6 separate regions of the Mus musculus genome follow, and regions 1, 2, 3, 4 and 6 are each linked to region 5. A link is a loop called in an ENCODE intact Hi-C map of the cell type or tissue named here. Cell type or tissue: left cerebral cortex. All regions are shown on one strand. Region 1 overlaps Gm36287 (a long non-coding RNA gene). Region 2 holds the start of Gm36496 (a long non-coding RNA gene). Region 3 overlaps Gm36723 (a long non-coding RNA gene). Region 4 has its middle 11 kb from the start of Gm36723. Region 5 has its middle 4.3 kb from the start of Id2. Region 6 has its middle 31 kb from the start of Gm36441.

What was found. Hi-C counts contacts between places; a loop is a spot of excess contacts. Peaks named below come from ENCODE experiments on the same cell type or tissue, not always from the same donor. Only the 100,000 strongest peaks of a DNase experiment are listed, where the experiment ranks them.
Region 1: a loop joins it to region 5, with 2.4 times the contacts of the local background. A loop is called at or near these places in 14 of 42 quality-filtered maps.
Region 2: a loop joins it to region 5, with 8 times the contacts of the local background. A loop is called at or near these places in 6 of 42 quality-filtered maps.
Region 3: a loop joins it to region 5, with 3.0 times the contacts of the local background. A loop is called at or near these places in 4 of 42 quality-filtered maps.
Region 4: a loop joins it to region 5, with 2.8 times the contacts of the local background. A loop is called at or near these places in 2 of 42 quality-filtered maps.
Region 6: a loop joins it to region 5, with 5 times the contacts of the local background. A loop is called at or near these places in 8 of 42 quality-filtered maps.

What each region holds. Positions count from the first base shown.
Region 1 is chr12:25,160,006-25,164,005 of GRCm38, reverse strand. All of the region lies in intron 4 of Gm36287 (a long non-coding RNA gene), which reads right to left. Among named protein-coding and RNA genes, the nearest start is that of Gm36287, 22 kb to the right of the region's middle. In left cerebral cortex, a CTCF peak has its summit at 2,352; a DNase peak (open chromatin) is centred at 2,886; H3K27ac peaks cover 708 bases.
Region 2 is chr12:25,187,395-25,191,394 of GRCm38, reverse strand. The region is part of intron 5 of Gm36287 (a long non-coding RNA gene); the gene reads right to left. It overlaps Gm36496 (a long non-coding RNA gene), which reads left to right and starts at 551. Exons shown (of 3, transcript XR_381348.4): 1 at 551-1,925; 2 at 2,354-2,567; 3 at 2,880-3,890. In left cerebral cortex, no CTCF peak of the experiment used is centred here; DNase peaks (open chromatin) are centred at 864, 1,840 and 2,061; H3K27ac peaks cover 1,607 bases.
Region 3 is chr12:25,466,943-25,470,942 of GRCm38, reverse strand. Gm36723 (a long non-coding RNA gene) reads right to left here. Exons shown (of 12, transcript XR_001780577.2): 10 at 255-907. Among named protein-coding and RNA genes, the nearest start is that of Gm36886, 5.7 kb to the left of the region's middle. In left cerebral cortex, no CTCF peak of the experiment used is centred here; DNase peaks (open chromatin) are centred at 1,613, 2,151 and 3,003; H3K27ac peaks cover 468 bases.
Region 4 is chr12:25,342,839-25,346,838 of GRCm38, reverse strand. No RefSeq gene overlaps it. Among named protein-coding and RNA genes, the nearest start is that of Gm36723, 11 kb to the left of the region's middle. In left cerebral cortex, no CTCF peak of the experiment used is centred here; a DNase peak (open chromatin) is centred at 2,348; H3K27ac peaks cover 298 bases.
Region 5 is chr12:25,098,433-25,102,432 of GRCm38, reverse strand. No RefSeq gene overlaps it. Among named protein-coding and RNA genes, the nearest start is that of Id2, 4.3 kb to the right of the region's middle. In left cerebral cortex, CTCF peaks have their summits at 1,241, 1,482 and 1,686; DNase peaks (open chromatin) are centred at 2,660, 2,864, 3,520, 3,997 and 3 more places; H3K4me3 peaks cover 2,877 bases; H3K27ac peaks cover 2,838 bases.
Region 6 is chr12:25,238,341-25,242,340 of GRCm38, reverse strand. No RefSeq gene overlaps it. Among named protein-coding and RNA genes, the nearest start is that of Gm36441, 31 kb to the right of the region's middle. In left cerebral cortex, no CTCF peak of the experiment used is centred here; DNase peaks (open chromatin) are centred at 1,418 and 1,984; H3K27ac peaks cover 1,843 bases.

The DNA.
Region 1 (4,000 bases), 62 kb before region 5:
GTACAGGAAGTCCTGAAAAGAGACCTCATCTCTACCCTACCAAGGCACATAGATTTCAGAGTGCCCCCAAGAAAGGCCCTAAGCCCCACCCCAGTCATTCACTTGCTGTGTGACCTGAGACAAGCCATTTCATTTCGCTGAGCCTGACTGAGCAAACACAAACAATTAGGTTGTTCTGTGTGGCCATTTGAACAATTCTGAGGCAGTGGCCTTCGAGAGGTTTCAGTTTGAGCCTGAGGCCACTGCCACTGCCTTGCCTAGCAAGCCCTGCCCTCTGTCCTCCCAACACACTCGCTTATTTGAATTAATGCCAACTACTCCTTTGCGGAGGACACCAACACCCCCACCCCCACGGGGCAGCCTGAGTAACCTCCTCTGGCCTCAGCTCCCTGGAGGCATCCAAGGTTATCAGCAGCATGGCCCAGAAGAATCCAACTACTGAAATCGCCATCACCCCCACAGAGGGAACCAGATGTGCTGCCCGTGTAGCCTCCACTGTGATGCTGCCACAGAGTGGGCTTCCAGGTCTGTGCAGAGGGCTGCTTTGTACCTTTGCAGTAACAGAAGAACGATTTCCCCAAACATCTATATTCTGATGTGTCACACTGAATCCCCAAGGAGGGACTGACTGCCCTGTGTGGCCTGTTTTGGCTTTCACAGACACGGCTGGTGGAAGTGTACCCATACCTGTACATGCTATATAAACCTGATCCTGTATACATCATCACCCATACACTGCATTTGATGATCTTATTTGCATTAAGACAAAGTCTGAAATGTGCCAGTTACTGACTGGGTGACTTCTGAGAGGTGACTAGAAAAAAAAAGAAAAAGAAAAAGAAAATCTGTGACCTAGTATTGCTCCAGAGTGTTTGCAAAGGGACCAAATAGGGAGAAAACATTAAGATGACCCCGGAAGGCCTCCTGGAAGTGACTTTGAGAGCTGGGTGACAGCCATCAGTAGCAGAGCCAAGGAAACAGAGTTGGGGAAGAAGGCGGCTGTGTCCTGCAGCAACGCCGAGAGCCCTTCCCTCCAGGGCCAGCTCCCCTAGGAGGGCAGAAAATGACTGGCTATCCTCATTACCCCGGCTATGTCTATCTCCTCCCTCAGGGCTGAGGTCTTCGTATGTCAGATGGGAAGAGCAAGCATGGCAGCCTGTCCAGGAAAGCAGGTGAGACAGGGCCTGTGGAACTACACAAGGGCCATTGTCCACATTCTGTCCCTCTTCCTCAGGGGTGGCAGAGAATACTTCCTCCCAGAAGGAAAGTGGAATCAGGTCCTCACCCCTTCCCACCTCCCCACAGTGGCCCCTTGGGGCATGTGGCCAGAATGGGGGGGGGTGGCCGACCTCACCCCTTTGTCACTGAGGAAGCTTCTAAGGGATGCACAGAATCTGCCACTGTCTCCTCATCTAAAGATCATCGATAATTACAAGAAAAAACTCAATAAACCCAAGAACACAGAGACAGCCTTCTTGGGGTGATCTTAAATGAGCCCCTTGGGGGTGCTTATTCCCTTGCTTAAGGGGTCAAAACTCAGATGGATGAAAGTGGGCTCTGAAAGGACCACGGGAGCCAACAGTGGGCACATACACTTGACCGAACACTATACACTGCACACAGCCCCAGAACCCCACAGGTGAACTCCATGGATTGTCAGATTGGCGACTTCAGCCACACTTGGCTCAGTGTCCTAGGCTCCGTTACAGGAAGAGGCTCCTTCCCCGTGGCTGTAGAGATGGGGAGCAGAGCCAAGTACAGTCAGAGATCCAGCCATAGAAAGGATGAAGAAGTTAACACTATCTGCACATTGCCCCAGGTCTCAGGGGACATCACTAAGGTCAGAATGTCCTGTGTGTGGAATGACTCGTCAACTATGTAAACTTGCACAGAACACATGGAGCACCAAGGACTTTGCTCTCCGCCGAGGAGCCAGCCAGCCCTAGGACCCTAATCAGCCAGAATCCCCAAACTGGGAAAGGAGCCATTAAGAACCACAGAGAGCCACTGAAACCTCAGAGACTCCATTATCCGCACTCTTGACCTTCCTTGCTAGGCCCCTCAGCCAGCCCTCACTGCCCTCCTTCACCACTGGGCTTCCCAGGTTTACTAGGGAGCACCCCTGGCCTCCCTCAGGCTGTACTTTGAAATTTCAGGTGTCCGGCTCCTGGAACATCAAAGATGACACCTGTCCTGCTTCCTTAACCCAGTGGCCTGGGGAAGTCCAGCCAGCCCCAGGGTCTGCGGGTCATACTCCAAGAAGCTGGCTTTGATCAGAGACTCGTTGGCCTTGTAGCCCCCATGTCCCACATTCACTTCTCAGGCAGGTGCAGTGGCTCTGTTGCTGCAGGCAGGTGGCAGCTGAGAACTACTGCCTAGACTCATGTCCCTTTCCCGTTCCACCAGCCCTGCCCTCCAGGAGCCGCAGCCCATGTGATTACGGGTTAACGGGTTAACCGCTTTAATTTTAGAAGCAACCCCGAACAATGGCATAGCAGACACTGGCTGTGCGTCTCACAATTCACGTTCTCTACATACTGGGACAGCAATATTTTTAGGCCCTATTCAAGTAACCTGCCCCGCCTGCCGATGAAATATTAATTAAAGGTTACACTTTCAGCCCTCAGAAAATGATTACACAAGATAGCAATTATATTTTCTGTATATTAAAACTGCACCTTGCTGTGCACAGGAATTAATAATTGCAAACCCAGTTGTTACAGTGGCACCATCAAAGCTGGAAGGAGGCGTGCCTGAGAGGGGAGAACAGACCCACAAAGAAAGTGGGTGACTTCAAAGAACAGAATCCCACATTCAGAGCTGGGATTGCTTCTCAAGGTCATTAACGATTCAGGATGTCTGACAGAGTGGCCCAGTTACAGAGTACACGGAGAAACAGAATTTAGAACAGGGTGCAGCTACTGCCTGGATTCTGGTGGCTAGACTGTCTGCAACCTGGCATCCCAGGGGCCAGTGAGGCAGCTCTTTGAGCCTCTTCCAAGGGACTTTAAGACTCAAGATAGCCAGAAGTTTGGAAAGCCAGCAATTCAAAGCTTCCCAGTTCTCCCACTAAAGGAAAATGGCAGCACATAGACCAGAAGATAGCAGTAGTGGCAGCCGACTTGATCAAGCACCTACCGCAGCCTCCTCTGTGAAGTAGGAATTCCTATCTCCATTTTATAAATAAAATCAAAGATCCAAAAACATTAAATGACTTGCCCACTATGACACAGGAAATGGCAGGATTAGGATCCAAACTGATTGTCCCACAAGTCTGTAAGTGCCAGGATGCTAAGTTTGTTCAGGGTAGTGTCTCTACAAGCCACCTAACATCATGACCAACACATGGTCAGTAAATTTTACTAGTGTATGAATGAATGAATGAATGAATGAATGAACCCCTGAATTAATCAATCATCCTTGCTTGGGAGGTCAAACTCTACAAACCAGCAAAGCAGACTTTTTTCTTTAAATTGCTCTGACTTTTGATGGGTCTGGTATTCCAGGGAGTAGGCGTGCCTCTTGCATACATCAGACAGACATCATACCACCCCCCAACCCATGGCCTCATTTTTCCCTTCAAGACATTGTCAAACATTTTCCACAAGACAAAATATGACACCGGTGGCATGTGTCATGAAACACTTATGGTTTATTTGACTCTGTGACAATGGGAAAATCAGATACTTTCTACAAAGCTCCCTAAAGAAGCCCTTAGTGACCATGTCAAATCTCACCATGACCCTGAGCAGAGGTCCCATGACCCTCTCTGCCCTTCAAGTCTGAGAATTGGTCACACAGAGAAGCCTTATTTCTTTTCATGGAAGGCGAGCATTCAGGTCACAAAGGGGTGGATCCATAGGGAATGGTGGCTCTGCTGGTATCTCCTTGTGACCTAGAGGGCTGGCTAAATGCAAGGGAGAATTTGCAGCTAGAGACTGGAAGAGTGGGGATGCTGTAAGGCCACTCAGCTAGATCCCCTGTAGAGAAAGAGAAGAAC
Region 2 (4,000 bases), 89 kb before region 5:
TATGTACCAACAGATTAATAAAAATCTACTAATGATGTCATAGGAAGGGCCAGCTGAGAGGTAGAAGGGCCAGCTGAGAGGTAGAAGGCAGATGGCTGGCCCAATCCCCTGGGCCCCGGGCCTAAGGCTTCAAGGCAGCCTTGCATCCCACCCCTTATACAAGTTCCCAGGTGACTGCTCTCCCTCTGGTCCTTATTCTACCCTCTGGGGACTCTGCTGTCCACACAGGGCCACCCCTGCAGAGAAGCCTCTGGATAGAGAGACCCTTGAGTAGTGATTGCCGGCATGTGAGCAGCTCCAATACACTATTCCACGGCATAAAATGAGAATAACAAATAGACATGTCCAAAGAGCTGGGGCTGGAGGAGTAATTTGCTCCACTATGGGAATTTCCTTCTCTTCATTTTTGTAAATGCTAAGGAACAAAAGTTTAAGTGTGATCAGATAGCCCAGTCAGTGGCCTAGCACAACTCACCCATCACACCTCAAAGAGAAAGAGAGAGCCTAGGGTTCCCCGTGAAAGAGACCAAACTCAGCCTTCTCAAAACATGAAACCATTTATTTTGGCTTCAGGAAAAAAAAATCCCTTATGTCACACATACACACATGCATACATACACCAGCTTTCAGTTTACAATGAGTATGTGCCCTAGAGCCTCTTCTGTGTCACTCCCAGAGGCCCAAGGGACAGACCCAGTCTGGGTGGAGGTGCCCGTCTCTGCTCGACACAGAGTATGCCTCACTCTTCACGTCCCGCCTGCCACAGCTGGTGAACCACTTGGACTGTGCACTTTCCCAATTACTGTAGCTCTAGAAGCTGACTGAAAAACCAGTAGCAGCTGGCAGGAAATGAGTGAGAAAACTGACCACAGATAAACTGCAAGGCTCTACAGGAGCAGCAGATAGACTCCAGACCAGGAAGTTATGCTAGCAGGGACTCAAGACTGAAAGGGCTCAGGCCCCAACAGGACCCCAGAACCCGTTGTGGGGACTGGTGCTGTGACTTCACAATGGGACCGTGCTCTGTCCAACACAAGCACATCCAGGCACAGCCATAACCACGGGAGGAGAAAGGGAACTTCAGAGAAGATAAACACCAAGCTGAATCCTGGCCTCTGGGGTCCCCAGGTTCCCAGCATCACGAATGAAGGCCAAAGCTACAATGATCTAATAGCCAGGCTGGAGAACCATTACCTGTGAACTCTCTATTGAGGGTCCCTTGGGGCTGGGGTTGGAGGCTGTTCTAGGGCTCAAGAAGTGCATTGGGGTGGTGACAAGTCCAGAGAGTCTGGCCTTCCAGGTCTCTACAGCTTCTCAGCATACTCAGATGGCACAGTCACAGCTCCGTATGATACAAAACATGATCGATCGCTGGGCAGCAGAACAAACCCTTCCCATGTGTGGTCCTCCTTCACATTTGCTGGCATCATAGATGGGTCTGATAATCCTGTATTTGCCTCACACTTGAGAGGAGCAAGCATGGTCTGTAAGCCAGATGTGCACTGGAAGCTAATGGCCTCTCTTCACAATGAGACATTCGTTGCTAAGGAAGGGCAGCCAGGTGGAGAGCTGAAAGCTGCACCTGGGCCGATAGCTGGGTAGCATTGCTGAGCCACTAGTGTTTAAAGGTACCTTCTCAATGGCCCAGAGACACAGCTGCCTACGACGCCACCCCTGGTCGTCCTTTCCTGATAGCAATTACCCTTTTTGCACCTAAAGTAGACCCAGGAGTTCTTCTGAGAGCCGCCACTGGCAGGAAGTGACCGAGCTGTGAGCCACCAGCTTCACTGTGTGACGCGCTTTGTGACAAGCTGCCAGGGCCAGGAGCTGTAGCAGCTGCGCTTGAACTTGTGGCTGGCTGCAGTCCCTTGGAAAGGGAAGGGGCACATCTGGAAGGCGGGTCTGAGTGCCCCATGAAGCTCAGGGTGAGATTCCTTCCCTGTGTGGAGAGGTTGCAGGGAACACCTGCCCTGGGAGCAGGTGGTCCCCTATGCTGGGCCCCTGGGCTATTGCTTGGGTTAGCAAGACGTGCTTCAGCTGAGTCTGACTCACTCTCGTTCCTGGAACCGTCTGAAGGCGGGAGAGGATGCTGTGGGTAGGCTCCAACTGTATCATCTGGGCTGGGGCCGGTAGCAGATGGTCCTTATTTTAAAAAAAAAAAAAAAAGACATACTTCCATGTGGGCTTAAAATAGCACAGTTTTCACCACCGGCCGAATGGGGAAATGTACGAGCTAGTTGTTCACATGGGAGTGGGCACTGTGGGCTTATAAGCAGGAATGAGGGGGTCTAGGCATCAGATGTGGCCAAAAGAGACCATGGTGACCACCCCATGCCTGCCTTTACTTTGTCAGCTGGCTTACCAACCCAAGCAAAGCCTGTAGCAATTTCAAAACCTCAGGATCCTTCCAATTGCCTCAGTGAGCCTTGGAGAAGCCACAGACCTGATACACAAGGCTGAACACGGGGACAGCAGCACTTCCTACTGGCCTCTCATAGGCAGCTGGGGAAACCCCTTCTTCATGCAGCAAGTCGGGAAGATATGGATATCCAACGAGGGGTCTGAAGGTAATGTTGGTCCTGAGCTGATCTCTGTACTTGAGCCTAGAGAAATGTGGAAGCCAGCCTCTGGTTCTGCCCCAGAGAAGCTCTCACATCTGTCCCTCACAGTCTGTGTCTGTGGCAGGTTACTTCCTCTTTGAACCTCAGTTTCCTTATCTGTCAGATGGAGCAAACATGGGGACCTGCCATGGGAGAACCCCAGCTCATGCAGGTACCCTCCACAGGGAACATGGCATGGCCTGTCTCTCTCTAAGGGACAAGAAAGCCCTTGGCCTTTCCTGTCTCTGCTCACACTTAAATCTCACTATGTTTTGGCAGGTAGAAATGTCAGCTCTAAGATCCTGGGCCCCATGCTACCCTCCCTGAGATGCTGCTATGTGAATGTGGAGGGAAAGAAACAGAAGTTACTGCATCTTACTCCATCCTAAGAAAGGCTACAGTGGGCAGCCCTGATTCCCTCCTGCTGTCCAGAACCTGAGAGCCCAGTAAATTGGAGCCTAGGCCACTGTGGCCTTTGAAAGACAGACAGAAGACTTCCAGACACGCAGCAAAGATAAGAAAGCTGCAAGGATGCCAGAGGCCTCCCAACATCCAATCCAGACAGAGCCTTGTCTGAGGTAGAGGTTTCCAATGAGTGAGCCCCAGGAAATCTTAAGTCTTGGGGATATGGCATACTAGCAGAGGGGCAACAATCAGCTCCAGGGAGTAAAGAAATTAAAAGCAGCCCTTGTTGTAGCTTGTGCCAATTTGTATGGTATAATCACTCCTGCCTTGGCTAATGTCATCACTGAAGGCAAATTCAGGACCAGCAAAGCATAGTCAACTGTCCTGAGCAGCAACATCTCACACTCAAAGCATATGAGAACAGATGGCTCTTCCCATAAGATTCTTGCTACCTGCCCAGAGGACCAAGAACAAACAGTGGCATGTCTCGGCTGGAAGACAGAGGAGCAGAAGGGTTGTTGAGTGTTACAGGTTGGCTAGGAAAAGTCCCACACCGGCTTGTGTGTTTGAACACTTGCTCTCCAGCTCATGGTGCTCTCTGGGAAGTTTCTGGAACCTTTTAAAGGTGAGGCTGTGGTGATTTAAAGAATAGTCCCCTTGGGCTCCTATTTTGAATACTTGGTAGAACTGTTTGGGGAGGATTGGGAGGTGTGGCCTTGTTGGAGAAGATGTATCACTGGGGGTGGACTTTGAGGTTCTAAAAGACTCCCAGTGTTCTTCCTCTACCTCGTGGTTGTGGATCAAAATGTGAGCTGATCTTCCCTCCTCCATCACTCATTGTAGTCCTCTGAAACCATAAGCCAAAATAAATGTTTTCTTCTAGAAGTAGACTTGGTCATGACGTTTTATCAAAGCAACAGAAAAGTAACTAAAACAAGGGCCTACATGGGGGAAGTGGATCTCTGGGGAGGCAGGCCTTGAGGTTTACAGTCCTG
Region 3 (4,000 bases), 370 kb before region 5:
TTTGTGTTCTCTGGCTGGATTCTATCAGCCTTATGATCTGTAAACTATAGCATCACTCACTCCCACATGGGACCATGGCTGCTGTCATACTACAGCAGAGCTGACTACAGGAAACAGATACCCAAAGGCCTACAGAAGCTGAAACATCTATGATCTATCCCTTTGTAGAAAAAAAAAAAAGGCAACTTCTGGCTTAATCTATGTGTTAGTCACTGAACATGCTAGAAAAATATAAGTGAAGATAAAGCACTAACTTCTCCAGAGTAGACAGGAGAGGCAGCCTGAAGAACTCATCTTTCCTGCTGAAAGAAGTGTCTTTGGATCTTCTTACCTACACTTCCAACCAGGTGAGTAAAGATGATGGGGGATAAGGCACAGTATGGGTGTTAGTCTTAACACATCCACCAGTGAGGGAGAAAGATGCTGGCCGAATGATAGGGGGTGTGGGGAGGACAGAACTGTGGGAATGAACGCCACTGGCAGAGTACCAGTAGAGCAGACTACCCCTGCCCTCCCCCTCCTCTCCGCTCCTCTTTGCCTACCAGGCACCAGACCAGCACTAGCTGCTTTGAAGTCAAGAAAAGTATGACCTAAACAACATCCTAACCTGAATCATAGGAAAATGGTGGCCACTGGAGTTGGAATCTGTGCAGGGGAGTGGAGTACAGAGAATACCAGGGTAAACAAACCGTGAGAACCAGAAAATGCGGCGTAGGAAGGTTGTGAAGGTTTATACAGGGAAAGAAGTGAGATTCTGGGGTCTCCTCTGAGCAGGAGGCTGGAGGAAAGATCCTGTTTGGTTGTTTTCGACGATGGTATGGATCCTTTGTGTGCTTTTCCATGTTGGTTGGCTCCATGGAAGGTTGAAGTCAGAAGAATAAAACTGACAAACATCCAGGAGGAAGACCTGAAAGGACATAGGAAGTCAGGAGCCAGGTGGTGGCCTGGGACTTGGACGAAAGCTAGACCTGCCTTGATTCTATGATGTCTGGTCACTGGGTGCATTATAGCCAAGAGACCAAATCAGTGGTGTGTACAGTAGCCACTACATGGCTGGAAACTGTGGCAGATGGTCAAAAGTGCCAACAAGCAATGGCCATTGGAAGAAGCAGCTGAGTGCCCAGGTACCCTGACTACATCTCCAGAATGCCCCATTGCTCCTGTCTGTTCTTAATCCTCTGTTTCATGTTTTCTGGGGACCACCATCAGGACCCCCAGGGAGAACCCGAGAAGCCTCCATTTATCATATGTCTTGAGCTTTTAAACCTGTGTAATGTTCTCATGGCTTTATTTACATACAAGACACTGGAAAATGCCATATTTCATAGGAGAGGAGAACCTGGAAATCAAGAGAACAATTAAGCTGTAGAGGAGGAAACACTGCTTGTTTCTGACACCGACTGGCTGTTTACAACAGTGCTCCTTCAGAAAACAAAATCAAGGAATTACTTTGTCAACATGTGCAAATTTAGCCTCTGGGGACTTGGGGAGGGGCCGTGGGAGCATTTCTGTAATTACAAGTCGCACAGAGGTACTTCAAGCTTGGCACTGATGGGGATGTGCAAATTGAAAACGATGTAGTGACAGTTGGTGGCAGAAATCCTAGGAAAGACGGAGCCTGCCAGGTACCAATTCGTGCGTGACAAACTCCTCGCGAGTGCATGATGACTCGAACTTCCTCTGATGACTGAATGCTAGCTCTCAGAGATGAGCCTTCAGAGTTCTTATAGATGGACCTAACATCACATGCAGTCCCAGGTGACACCAGCAACCTCCTTCCTTCTCTCTCTCATCAAAGACTCACAGGGACTTTTTTTTTTAATATGGAAAGTTAGAACATCCAAGAATCAAACTCTTAGTTTTGAATTTCCATCATTTACGAAAGTGAAACAAATAAACAAAGCAAATCGCATGGCATATATGAAAGACCATCTCAGAGGCCAGCAACAGATCTGGGAACTCACAATAAAGGCCCATTTTCCTTTCTGTAGGCTCTAGATACTTACTGTGTATTTTTGCTTGGGCCTTTGTAACTAAAAGCGTAGAGAAGTGTTTCGTTTTCTATGGTGGGAGTCTGTACCACATATGGCAGCCACTCTTCCTCCTGGGAGCCAGGATCTGAGCTGCTGGGCTCTAGCTTCTGTGGTCTCCTATCTGGGCATCTTGGGTAGCCCATGCCTAGAAAAGCCCAGCTGGATTCTAATTGTATGGCCACATAGTACCCTCTGTGTTGTTCCCTTCTTACTGCTCTTAGTCGCTCGGTGCCCAACCTAATGACCTCATCCTCTCTGGGAGACCTTCTGGAAAGACCATCTCTAAGGTCAAAGCCTAAGGTACCAAGGTTCAGAGCATCACTATCTCTGTTTCTCTCCCCTATCTTATTTGTTTGGGGTGGAGGGGATGCACTTTAAACCATAAAAACATTTACTTTAGTGTTTTTGTTCCATGGACAAGATGTAGTCCATGTTCGCCTCAAACATACTAGATGGCCAGGGATGACTGCTTCTGTCTCCTGGGATTTACAGTTATGTGCCCCAGGCCTGGTCTCTGAGGTGCTGAGGATAGAGCCCCAAAGCTCTGTGAACATTAGGCAAGCACTCTCCGAGCTGATCTCCACTTCCAAATTCCTTGCATGTGTTTTACACTTGGCAACACACTAGGTGTCAAGGTTGTCATTGGTACTCATAAAATTAGGACTGGAAGGAAAGGGTTAATCCTTTAACACTTGAAGCACTTAAAGAATTGCTTTGCCAAAATTAGGACCAGGAATCTGTAGGGCGATAGCTACTTCTATTACCATTTACAGCGGAGGGAGGGATCTAGACAGTCAGGGGTCAAGGTGTGCACCGGAAGTAACCGGAGTGAGGCTGGGTAGTGCTGATGGGCACCTATCAGGGGAGAGCAGCTGCTGAAGGCCAGCGGGCGAAGGCGGGGCTCTTGGCAAAGGGAGAGAGAGGAGACTGCGGAGCATATGTCTGTGAGCTGAAGTCGTGAAAAGCACGAGGGAGAGCTCCTCGTTCCACTGACTGCTCTCTTATCTCCCACAGTCAGTCTTGTTTCCTGGCTACTCCCTCCCACTCCCTTCCTCCCCTCTTATTATAACGTGTAGAGAGCTATTTAGTTTGGCATTTTCTTATTTTTCAGCAATATATTCATGAGCAAGGCCAAAAGTCTGTCTCGAGAATAGTGGACTTCCCGATCCTTTTCTCTAGGCACCACCTTATAACGCACCCACCCCGGCAACCCCCTGCCTCTCTTTCAGGGAACTGGGCACTTCTTTTCATTACATTCCACTGTCTTCTGTGGCACAGGTACTAAGATCCCAAGTTCTGGAGTCAGATACCACAAAGAACCCAAGGCACATTAAAGGAGCAGTATGTTTGCAGTGCCCAGTTCTCTACTACCTGATCTATAGTATGGATCCGCAGGTCAGTTCACAGACAAGGCTGAACAGAGCTCCTGGCATGGAACCCAGCCTAATCCATATCGGTTATGAGAATGCTTGACATTCGCATCGTCTATATTCCATCTCTTCTCAGTTTGAGGATCATTTTGCTGAGTATGTAACAACACACATAGATCAAGTATGCATACAGTGAATGCTCATGGAATTAATTAATTAATTAATTAATTTTTAGTGTTTCAATTTGAAAGTTTCCCTCATAAGCTCCTATGTTTTCTTGGCTGTTACCTAATGGTGCTATTTTAAGAGATGTTAGAAATCTCAGGAGATCATATCATTCCAGCAGAGAACTCCTAAACCTGATAAACAGCTTCAGTGAGGTAGCTGCATATAAAATTAACTCAAACAAGTCAATGGCCTTTCTCTACACAAAGGATAAACAGGCTGAGAAAGAAATTAGGGAAACAACACCCTTCTCAATAGTCACAAATAGTGTAAAATACCTTGGCGTGACTCTAACTAAGGTAGTGAAAGATCTGTATGATAAGAACTTCAAGTCTCTGAAGAAAGAAATTAAAGAAGATCTCAGAAGATGGA
Region 4 (4,000 bases), 240 kb before region 5:
CTCTGAGGCTCTGAGGACAGATGCAGATGTGAGGATGCCTGTCTTCTCCCTGTGTATCTTCATGTCATCAGCTTCCCTATCTGAGATTTCAGTCCAAATGGTCCCTTCATCAGGGATACCCATCAGGCTGAGGGGAGCTTACCTTAGTTTCACTTTATCTATTGGAAGACCCCAAAGTATCTCTCTCTCTCTCTCTCTCTCTCTCTCTCTCTCTCTCTCTCTCTCTCTCTCTTTCTCTCTCTGAGATTCTGGAGTTAGACTCTAGAGTGTGGCTTTTCTGTCCGGGAGGCAGGTACATGACAGCATACTGTTCCTCCCTGTGTCCACAGCTCCTGTCAAGCAGCTGCTCTGGGCAAGGAGAGCTAGAGAGAGGAAATCCAGGGAGAAGAAAGCCAGGGAGGAGGATAGATGGGGCTGAAAGAACCCAAGGAGAGCGAAACACAGAGCCTGGGATCGAAAGAGAGGGAGGATCTGGGAGGAGGCAGTGAAGCATTGAACCAGTCAAGCCCACCCATGACATGGAAGGGGGCTCCTTCTGTTCTCCTTCATCCAGGAGAACAAGAACGATACAAGACCAACAGAAGAGAGGCGACTGATGATTGGCAAGTGAGGAAATATAAGTATTGTGAGGTGGTGATAAAGCTCTGTGGATTATAGCATTTGCTGCCAAGTTTGACAACCTGAGTGCAATCCCAAGATCTACATGGTGGAAGGAGATAACTGGCTCCCAAGGGTTGTCTCCTCTGACCTCTGTATATATGCCATGGGACGGACACACACACATACACACCAAACTTTGTGCATGTGGGGGTGTGGGTGGGGTGGACAGAAAGGGAAAGACCCTAGAAACCCTACAGGGCATTGCTAAGGAGCCATCACAGATGGCAAAACAGAATCCGCTGCTGGCATCACTGGGCCAGAAAGCATCCGTGCAATAAAGGACCAGGAGAGAACACATGCACAGCCTCTGATTCAACAGTCATTCTTCACGAGCATAGACAGACCAGTGGGTACATTACCATCACACATGTCTGAATGTGCATGATCCCGGCATAAAGGCATCCTGACAGTCACCGTTTTACTGCATTTAATTGAATATTTAGGGACGGAGCTGCTCTGCCGACCAAGTACAAGGACCTGGCTTTAGATTGCCAGAAACTGCATAAAAAGACAGGTATAGCAACAACTCCCAGCAAACCCAGGACTGGGATGACCATGGGGGATACAGGAAGATCCCTGACACTCACGATCTAGGCAGCCTCTCTGTATCAATAAGCCTCAGTTTCAGTGAGAGACCTAATCTCAAAACGTAAGGTAGAGAATGGGCAAGAAGGACTCCTAGCATCAGCCTCTAGCTTACACACACACACACACACACACACACACACACACACACACACACACACACACAAATAGTCATATACACTTGAATGGGCAAGAAGGACTCCTAGCATCAGCCTCTAGCTTACACACACACGCACATACACACACACAAATAGTCATATACACTTCCCCTGGTTACTCAGAATAAACTCAAGATAGAGGTTAGCTTCACTCTGCCTTGGATTTTCTGGAAAAAGAAATATACCTCTAACAATCACATCGTAAATATAAAGATTTAATCCCAGCACCAAGAAAGTGTCTTGATCCTTATACTTTCTTCCCAAAATTACTTTAATGGTTTAAAACAATGTTAGTAAATTATTCCTACAGAAAAGATTCGCTTTACAGCCCTCTATAAAGGGCATTGAAATACCCATGGATGTTTAAGCAATATGGACGCAGCTGTTTCTCAGCCAGTGGGTAACATGTGCTGTGGCTTCTCAGTAAACAATAGCTTTTGAAATGAAACCCTCTTGTCCACTTAGAAAAAATAATTTTAAAATAATTTAAACCCAGCAGCAGCCTATGTGTAAGGCGTCAAGAATGTTTTCAAGACCAAAATGTGAATACATTCACTATTTTCCAACAACTGTACTTCTTTAGTCATCCCAAGGAAGGCATAGCAACCACTTGATAGCCGGTAGCCCGGTGTAAAATATTCTCCCAGTTCAATTCAGGCCAGAAGTGAGGGGAGGGGAAAAGACGGCGGAAGTGCTTGGAGGCTTCTCATTAGGAAAGTTCTCGGTTCACCTGCTATGTCCAAATCAAACTGCCGGGGCTGGCACTGGCTCTGGGAAGCACCGCGGCTTGAGAAGTGGGCAGCTGGAACCCGCGGCGCATCTTCCCTTGTCAGGGATGAATCAATCATGGCGAGAGATGTCAGCATCTGCCCAAACCATTTCATATTAGAATAAATGGCAGATGGTGGTGTTTTTATATTTAATCAGTTCCACCAAATGCAGTTTCATCTCCGCTAAAGCAAAGCCATCTGTGACGTGTAGGTGTGCGAGCTCGCTGAAGGCCTGCTGCAGAACCCTTCTCGGAAAGGTAAAGCCTACAGCTAACGTTTGCTGACATGAGGCACAGTGAGCCCGGAAGCCTTTAAAATAGAGCCTCGTGTTGTCAAGAAATGCTAAATATTTATGGCGGGGGTGCCCTCCATCTGAGACTTGGAGCGCAGGTCACACTTCTAGAAGTGTCCAAACTGTCTGGAAACATTTTTAAAACAAAAGTGACCCTTTCATTTGCCTGTGCATCATTCTGACTCAGTGCTTGCTTTGTTTGAAATTAATTTTTATATTTATACTCTTATGTGTATGAACATTTGGTGCGTGTATGCCTGTGTGTGTGTGTGTGTGTGTGTGTGTGTGTGTGTGTGTGTGTGTGTACCATGTGCTAGGCATGGTGCCCACAAAGATTAGAAAAGGACTTCAGATCCATGGAACTGGAGTGAAAGGTGTCGTGAGCCCCCATATAGGTGCTGGGACTTGAACCTAGGCACTCTGGAAAAGCATCCACTGCTCTTAACCATTGAACCATCTCTCCAGCCCCCTTTCTGTTTACTTTGATAAGAATTCTTCCAAATCAAGTGGGCTAGCGTCATCTCAGTTAAATGCTTCACACAACACTGAGTGCCTACACCCACAACACCAAAATAAAAAAAAAATTGTAATGTGTTATATGTACTTCTTATCCCAGTGAGGGCTGACTGGTGCAAAACGTGGAATTATTTTTAATGCTGGCAAATAGGACACACCACTTTTGGCCACAGAAAGCCACATGGGAGCCTACTACTAGTGGCAAGTTTACACTCTAATCCTCCTAAGATTGAAAGCCATGGTCAACATTACAAAGAGACAAGGATAGAGCCATGTTCCCACCACAAGCAAGTAATGGCTGGTTACCTTTTCCTAAGATATAGAACACGGAAGAGGTAGGTTGTTCCAGAACATTCTGTCCCACTCAGAACACAGGGGGTGGCATGTATTTCTCATGAGACACAAGATAGGACACCATGCAGCTGGCAACAACTATTGTTCTACAGGTATTGTTCTTCTGGTATTATTTTAAAGGTTGACCAGTGTCCCCAAATCCCCAGCTCTCCAGCATGACATAGCCTATTCCTGCCTCCCCCTCTGCTCTATGACCTGTCCCAGTCCTTTAAGGAAGGTCAGGACCTCCGCCACCCTGAAGCTGTCCTGTGCCCTGAAGCTTTCTTGTCCCCTGGTTTCCATTGTGGTTTGTGTACCCACTACCAAATGTCCTGACTGTTTAACATCCTATCTCCTCCATAAGTTCTCTAATTCCTCATGTCCTGCTTTACACTGATTCAAAGCTACCATTTTCTTTCTGTGTTTCTTTCTTTCTTTTGTTGTTGCTTATTTGTTCGGGTTTGGGTTTTTTGATAGTGGTAACATCAGTGATGGTGGTAGTGATAGTATTTACTTTTGCTATTTTATTTTGCTAAGTAAAATGGTCTTACACAGTCCAAGCTGGCCTTCTTAGGTAGCCAAGGATGACCCAGAACTCCTGACTCTCCCATGTCCTCCCCCAAGTGCTGATATTACAAGTGTATACTACCATACCAAGCTGATAGCTACCCTTCTCAGCTTCTTCA
Region 5 (4,000 bases):
CCTCTGGAAGAGCAGTCAGTACTCTAAGCCATTGAGCCATCTCTCTGGCCCTATACTTTCTAGATAGGATCATTATGCTCACAGGTAAGTGTAGCTCTTACCTCATTTTTTAAAAAGCTTCTTTTTGCAACAGATGGAGACTGTTGTTGAGATCCACAACTGGAGGATAAATGACTGTGCAGTGCCTAAACTCTCTCTCCCCCTATATCTACACCCAGAGGTCCTGGGTGCCTGTTGCTAAACACTGACCCCTAGACATGGAAAATGCATATGTGAAGTCTCAACAATATGGTATCCTGAATGAGACCCGCATGGTGGCACCACCACATGCCACGTGAGAGGAGGAAATTCCACGTGGTCCCACCCCTAGACCTAAAGGGTAGTCAATGGCTGCGGAGAAAGAATAAATTAAGACCTCTGGGGAAGAGTTCCCAGATAGGGTATCTAATCCCGTGTGGGCCCTAAATGCTTGCGCATATTAGCAGAGCTGCATAGACTTAGTACTCTGTGTGTTTGTGTGTGTTAGACTCATGTAGCAATAATAACTAAAGAAGAGACCGCGTGCTGCGGAGAGGAACACTGAGTTTGAACACGGAGGCAGGGATGGGAATAATTTAGATGAAGTGCTCATTTAAAAGGTTCTCAAAAGAAAATTCAATTATAAAATAAAAAGTGAATGCATGGTCCAATTCACAGGCCTTCCCTCCAGGCTCTTGCTGAGGGCACTGTTCGAATCTCAACAAGCCACGCCCAGTTCCACCGGTGCCAGGATAGGATGACTTAGGGACTCCATCAGTCTGACCAGAATGACCCAAATTCCTGGGTCTAGCTCACAATCCCAGAAAGGTCCTGGCTTTCTCAGTCAACTGTAGTCACCTCTCTGAGGATGTGGCCCAGGTCCTGCCCTTTCCCACAGAACAAGGCAATGGAGACACGTGCCTGGGGCCAGGGTTGGGGGCAACAATGATCAGCACGTGGTGGGGGTGGGAAGAGGGTTTTCCATTTAACTGCAGAAAAGTCTGTAAATTACCATTGGAGAGGAGGAAGTCTGGGGGTTGCGGGGGGGGGGGACGCCTAAAAATTTAGGGAAGTAGAAGAGCGTCAAACTCTTTTTAAAAAACAAGTTTCCCCGCCTGAATTGGAGCCACCAATGTCCAGAGAGATGATGAGCCCCGTGGCTTGCAGAGTTTGCAAAAGGCAAGAGCCCTGGAGTTGCAGGCGCACCCAAGCATCTCTAGCTGCCCCAACCCGCCAGGGGCGCGGCACGGATGCCCCGGGCACACGTGGTGCAGGCTCCGGGTTCGGGTAAACTACAGTCCTGGATTTGGCTGTCTGCAGAGCGGCCAGCGCGCAAACGAGGCTGGAGCCAACCAAGGCGGGGGCAGCTCACACAATGTGTTTCTTGTTAGGGACTTCCAAGCCGGGCCAGGTTTTGCTTTTGGTGCGGCATTATAATATTAAGAAGCAGTTTGATTCCGGACAAGCCCGCCCTTGTTGCAGGCTGCTTGCGGGTTCCCACGGACGCCAGTGGGCAGACGCGGGTGGCCTGTGCGCTGCACTCTCTCGGCTTGGCGGGCTGGGGGGGGGGGCGCCCAGCGGACTGCGGCCTGGGGTCCCCACGGTGACCCCGGCTCTGGTGGTGGCCCGACCCGCGGCGCGCGCCTCCCGGTGGCGCCGACTGGGTGACGCCAGCCCCCGCTCCCGCCAGTTCGCAGGCAGTCCGAGATTGTTTACCAAGACATATCGCTCCGTCCAGTTAGTTTTCTTTTTTAAATTTGGTGACCGGAATAAAAGTCGCAGGAAAATCCTTTGTGAATGCCAAAGGCGGCCGCAAATCGGAGCGGAGCACTTTACAGTGTTGGTAACAAAATATTTGCGGCGCTCCATAGTTAAATCGGACCCTTCCGCCGAACTTCCCAAACTTGGCTTTCTTTGAACCAGGCTGAAAAATGATCTTTCTAAAAGGGGATCAGACAGTGGCAAGCAATTGGATTTGGCACGATTTTTTTTTTTTTTTTTAAAGCTGGGGCTCGAGATCTGCAGGTAAACAGAACTGTGAGGGAATCCTAGAAGGAGCTAAGGTCGGAATTGTGGCGAGCGAGGCAAGGGCGGGCCAACTTAAGGCTAAGCCATTGTAGTAGCTGCGGCGCTTCGCTAATGCCATTTATTAGCTGAGTGTGACACGAAGTGTACGAGTCTTCAAAAAATTTACCCCAAAGAGAAAAACAAACATCGTCTTGTTTGCTTTTCGTGGCTTTGCTCCTTTTCCTTCAGTCCAAGCCTTCCTCATCTAAGGCCTTTTTAAACCCAAATTCGGTTTATCTGGTTTCAGGATAAGGGCTCCCTCTTGCCAAGGTATTAAATAAACACGAAAAGCAAAAACTCGAATCCTTATACAACCCAGATGCTGTTTCCTCGAAAACCACAACAAACTCGGATAAGCCAGATAACCGCGCTGGCGGGTTGTGCGCCGCAACCCCTCCCCCAAGTCCCCAGCACTCCCACCCTCACCCTTGGGTTTTAGGGCCGGCAGAGGGTGATTCTGCAGGACAGGCGATGAAAAACTGCCGCCAACACTCTCAGCGGTGGATGAGCACCCTTGAAGGATCCCGGTGCCATAAACTATCCGGAAATGTTGGCATCTGGTTCCTAAAAGGGAGCTTTCCCCTTAAGATAAACCGGGACAGAGAAGGTATCTGCGTTTCCAGGCTGACTTACAAGTTTCTGGACTCTAGGTGATGTCAGAAGAAAACTCAGCACTATGAGGGGGCTAGGCCTGCCCCCCCGCCCCCCCCCCGCCGCTGTTGTAGCGGAAATGAGCACGCAGTTGCGGGAGCTGCACGCTGAGTCTCAGAGAGGCCAGAAGACCGGGGCAGCAATGCATCCCACCATCTCTCAGGGTGGGGGTGGGGCCGCTCTGGAAAAGTCTGCTGCTCTTTGCATAACCACTAAGGGTTCCTAAGAGGATGTCAGTAGAACGCGGCGCGGGGTGGGGGTGGGCGGGTCGAGGATAAGGGTCCTTCAAAGATTTTTTTTTCCTTTTGGAGTCAAAGCCATCCAGGCGAAAAACAAGAAGATCCAGAGGAATAATTAAATCTTGTCCTGCGATGAGACAGTGACCTCCTTTGCATTCACTTCTACCCTCCCGCCAGCTCCACGCCTCTGTTGCAAAAACAAATGAAATAAAGCAAAACCTTTTGCTTTGGCAAGGTCTAAGCCACATTACACCCCCCGTGCCCCCCTTCTGCCAAGGAAGAGTTCTTTTCTTCTCCCTCTCCAGACCTTTTTTTTTTCCTCTCTTACCCCCCCCCCTTTTTTTTCCCTGTTCTTTTCTTCTTGGTCTTCCTTCTTCCCCCAAATCACTCGAAACTTAAGACGTGCAGAGGCTGCAGGTGCGCGCAGGCTGACGGCCCGGTCAGGGCGAGCCTGGGACCGCCGGGCCTTGCAGGCATTGATCAGCTGGGCGCGCGCGCTGAGTGACGGCGCGGTTGCTATGGCAGCCGCCTGAGCGGCGCCGCGAGGACAAGGCTGCAGGGCGGCGTGAATGGGCGGCGTCACGCGCCTGGCGCCAGAGAGTCTGCTCCGGGGCTCCGGCTCCGGCCCCGCCGCGGCCTGGCCTGCGCGCCGCTGCCGCCGCCGCTGCTGCCAATTCATCACCTGTCAGGGATCACTCGGGGGGTCACGGGCGGAATGGACACAGCTGTGAGAACAAAACCGAGGGGAAGAAAGGCGAGAGCTCCCAATTGCGCCAGATGTGCAGAGAAGACCTTGAGACTCGCCCGCGCCGAGCCGGCTCCTCCCGCCCTCGTGGCATCACGCGGGGATAGTAGCCAAGGTGGCTGAGCAGGAACCTGCTTCTGATTACCGCGCGTGGCCTGGACACGGTGGGGGATCTGGGGGCCTGGTAGCAGGGCTCGGGCAACTCCAAGCGGGTCTGTTGCTTTAAATGGGGGGCGTCCCAGTAGGTAGCTGGGGTGGCCAATATCTACACACACACACA
Region 6 (4,000 bases), 140 kb before region 5:
GTCAGAAATGATATATAAGACATTTCCACAATGTTAAGACCTCGAGAGTGAGTGAGAGGCTGGAAGATAGCTCAGTGGGTAAAGCGCTTTCTACACAAGATCCCAGAACCTTCGTAAAAGATGGATGCCACAGCACATCTGACCAAAACGCTCCTACAGAGAGACAAGGGGCAGAGACAGGAGCTCATAAGCCAACCAGCATGTGTAGCAAAAAACCACAGAGACCCTGTCTAAAACAAGCTGGAAGGTCCCTGATATGAGTCACATGACACTGTGAGGGTGAGAGAATAAATTAGAAGTCTAAAGAACCCAACTCGTATAACATTACCTGCCTGATTCTTCCTCTTTAAGGACTTACCCAGCCATCTACCAGCAAGCACAGCTACCAACTACCAAATGCATATATTCTTGGCACGCTGTCTTAGACTGTGCAAGCTCTGTGATGTGGGTAATATTGTTTTTCCCATGCAGATGACTTTTTTATTGTGGTAAGAACTCTCAATATGAGATTGCCCGTGTTAACAGACATGCAAGTATTCAGGAAATTGCTGCTCACTGGAGGCCCAATGTCTATAGCTTATACATTCAGCATCAGGGAAACTTCCTGTCTGTTCCCTTCTCTCTCCACTTCCTGGTATCATTCCATTCACTGAGGCCATGAATGTGGCTACTTCCAAATGCCACAAGTACATGAAATCATATAGTGTTTGTTTTCTATGGCTGGCATATTTTACTTAGTAAATGTCCTCAAGGCTTACCCATTCCTTCTTCTTGAGGGCTAAATAATATTCCATCCTTTGTAGATGCTATGTTTTCTTTACACATCTTTCTGTCAGTGGACATTTATTAGGACTGTTTCTACATCTTTCCTATGTAGGCAGTGTGATTAAACCCATTTAACAGATGAGCTAACTGAGAGTCAGAGAAGTCAGGAAGCCCTCAAATTCAAGTACCCTTGTCAAACCGGGTCTTGACTGACTCCCCACCTTCTCCCTGCCTATGGCTTGTATACCTCAAGCATTAGCAGTCACATAGAGGGAAGTTGCCAGAGTCCCCTTTCTCTCTGTTTTACAGGTAGCCTGCAGATCCTGCCAGGCCTGCCTGCAGGTGCTAAATACGAAGGGAGCCAGGCAAGGCTAAGCCATCCTATTTTAAAGGCCCATTTCTACCATTCCACATTATCCTCCTCCAACCTGCAATGAAAACACACAGGGGAGGGGTGTAAAAGTCTTGTGGTGTGTGGCCTGGCCGGGCATGTTTTATACCCACAGGGTCAGTTTCCTTGGGCTGGCAAGTGCTAAGTAGGCTGCTGGCTTCCAGGGATATCCTAGCCAGAGAGAGTAGAGTGGTGAGAGAGGAAACAGTAGCCAATTAGGACAGTTTTACTGCCTGGAGTCCCAGGAGGGGAATCTGGGCCATCCCCGTGGAGAAGGGATTGGCTGGGAAAAGATTCACGAAAAAGGAGGTGCTGCCATGGTGTTAAGACCAGACTGAAGAAAGAAAGAGACCAGTGACCTTGTTAGGCATCTCTGTGTCTCTGTAGGGATGGGTGGACTAAGGCAGTGTGAGTCACCTGGATGACCCACCAGCAGTTCCTCCTGCCCTGAGACGGGAGAGAAGGGTGTACTTACACGTGGATGCAAGGCAGAGAGTACGCTCTTCACCTCAGCACTAAAACACGAACTGAGGAGCTGGGCGAGGAGCCCTTTGGGATTTGTTCCTTCTGGTTGGGAAATGCACCCAGGAAGGTTAGTTAGGAGGGTTCGAATGAAGAATCTCTTGGGTGAGTGTAACCAAACAGCCTTTGCGGTCCCCCTTCCTTGGGAACTTACCGGACTTAACAGGAAGTCCCCTTTACCCAGACCACTTCCCAGCATCAGAAAGAACAGGACATCCTGTCCCCACAGCTCTGCAAGGTCAAATCAACCAGCGGCATCTCTGTCCCCTTTTCTCACCAGAGGCCAGCGCACGGCCTCCTCATCAACATTCTGCCGGCTGGGCGTCGAAGCTGCGGGAACTGAGAAGTAGGTCACCCCACAGGCTAGGAAGGCTGCTGTGTGGTTTCAGCTAACTGGGTTGCTGGAAAGCCCCCCTGCCCACAGTTATCCCCTGAGTCACCACCTCACAGTGGCGAGGCAGCAGGCTGACTCCGTCTGAGCTCAGCTCGCAAGGCTGTGCTGTGTGGGGCATGGGAGGAGTGAAACCCACCTCTGAAACAAAATCCAATAGTATCACCCTTCAAGAGCCTTCCAGAAACCAGCCTTGGTAGAGGAGCACCCGGGGGCACTGTTGGGGAGGACTCTGCCTTTGTCCTAGATCCCCAGTACTCTGACAGATCTAAGCACTTGGGCCACAGGAGCTGGAAGCAGAAGTGGCCCAAAGGTCTGGGAGGTTTCAGGGGACACAGGTCAGGTGTACAGAGAGAGAAGCCTGGGACCAGAGGACATCAGGGTAAGAGCCACCCGTAGCTAGGTGGCAGTTGTTTAGATCCCTATGCAGAGTCAGAACAAGGGAGGAGGGTAGTGCAGTATTCACCCTCTTTTTCACCTTCTTTGGCCCCGTGTGTTTTTTGTTTGGTTGATTTTGGAGGTTTTGGGTGGGTTTTTTTTTGTTTGCTTGCTTGCTTTTTTTTTTTTTTTTTTTGGTTTTGGTTTTGGTTTTTTGGTTTTGTTTTCATTAATTTATTTATTTACTTTACATCCCAATGGAAGTTTCCCCATCCCCCTCTTCTCTCAGTCCCTCCCTCTCAACGCCCCTCCCCTCACCCTCCCCCCTTTCTCCTTAGAGAAGGGGAGCCTTCCCTTGGATATTATCCCACCTTGATATATCAAGTTCTAATAGGACTCGGTGCATTTTATTCTAGTGGGGCTAGGCAAGGCAGTCCAGTTAGTGGGGAAGGGATCCAAAGGCAGACAACAGAGTCAGTGACAGCCCCTGCTCCTGCTGTTAGGGGTCCCACATGAAGACCAAGTTGCACATCTGTTACATATGTGCAGGGGGCCTAGGTCTGACCTGTGTACGCTCTGTGGTTGGTGATTCAGTCTCAGTGAGCCCCGATAAGGCTCGTGTGTCTTGCTAAGGAGGTGGCATTGTACCTGAAGACACTGGAGCCGGTCTGGGTATTTTCTGGTGGAAAATTATGACCAGATATCTACTTTAGAAAGATGCCTCTGGGGCTGGGCAGTCCATTCAATCAGTAAAGCACTTGCAAGATCCGAATTAGATCTTCATAGCCCATGTAAAAGAAAAGGCATGTGGCATGGCTCCCATTCATAATCCCCATATTGGGTAGACAGAGACAGGCAGATTTCTGGGACTTCCTATCAGTCAACCTAGCCTACTTGGAGAATTCCAAGCCAGTGAGAGACCTTCTTTCAATAAAAAGAAGTAGACAGAACCTAAGAAATGACACTCAAGTTTGTCCACTGCTGGGAACAAGCATCTACAAGTATCAACACACACACACACTAAATATACACAAACACACTCACACACACACACTCATACACACACATCTAAGGAACCCATTAGGAGGAGAGTGACTCAGGACAGAGATTGCTTGGAGGGACACAAACGCACCCAACAGATGACAGTGTGAGGGAAACGGGAGAGGCAGAATGTCTGATGAGCTGAGAATGATTTGGTCTGCACATAATATCTGCTGTGTGTCCCTGGGTACGTGACCTACCTTCATCATCTTGCCCAATCTCTCCAGTTCCCTGATATGGGGCCTGAACTTGTCCACTTGATGGGAAGGGGATGAGACACAAAAGGCATCAGATCCCAGAGCTGGGGAATGCGGATTGAGGGTAACTGCTCCCAGAATCTCTTGCTAACCCCAGCCTGGCACACCCAGCTTCAAGAGTCAGCCAGAAGATCTGGATGGGTGGCATGATTAGACACAGGCAAGGGGTATATCAGAAAGAAAGTCTCGGCAGACATACCCAGAGGAACATTCAAGGCATTGTTACCCTGTAAACTTTCTGTAGTATATTCTAGA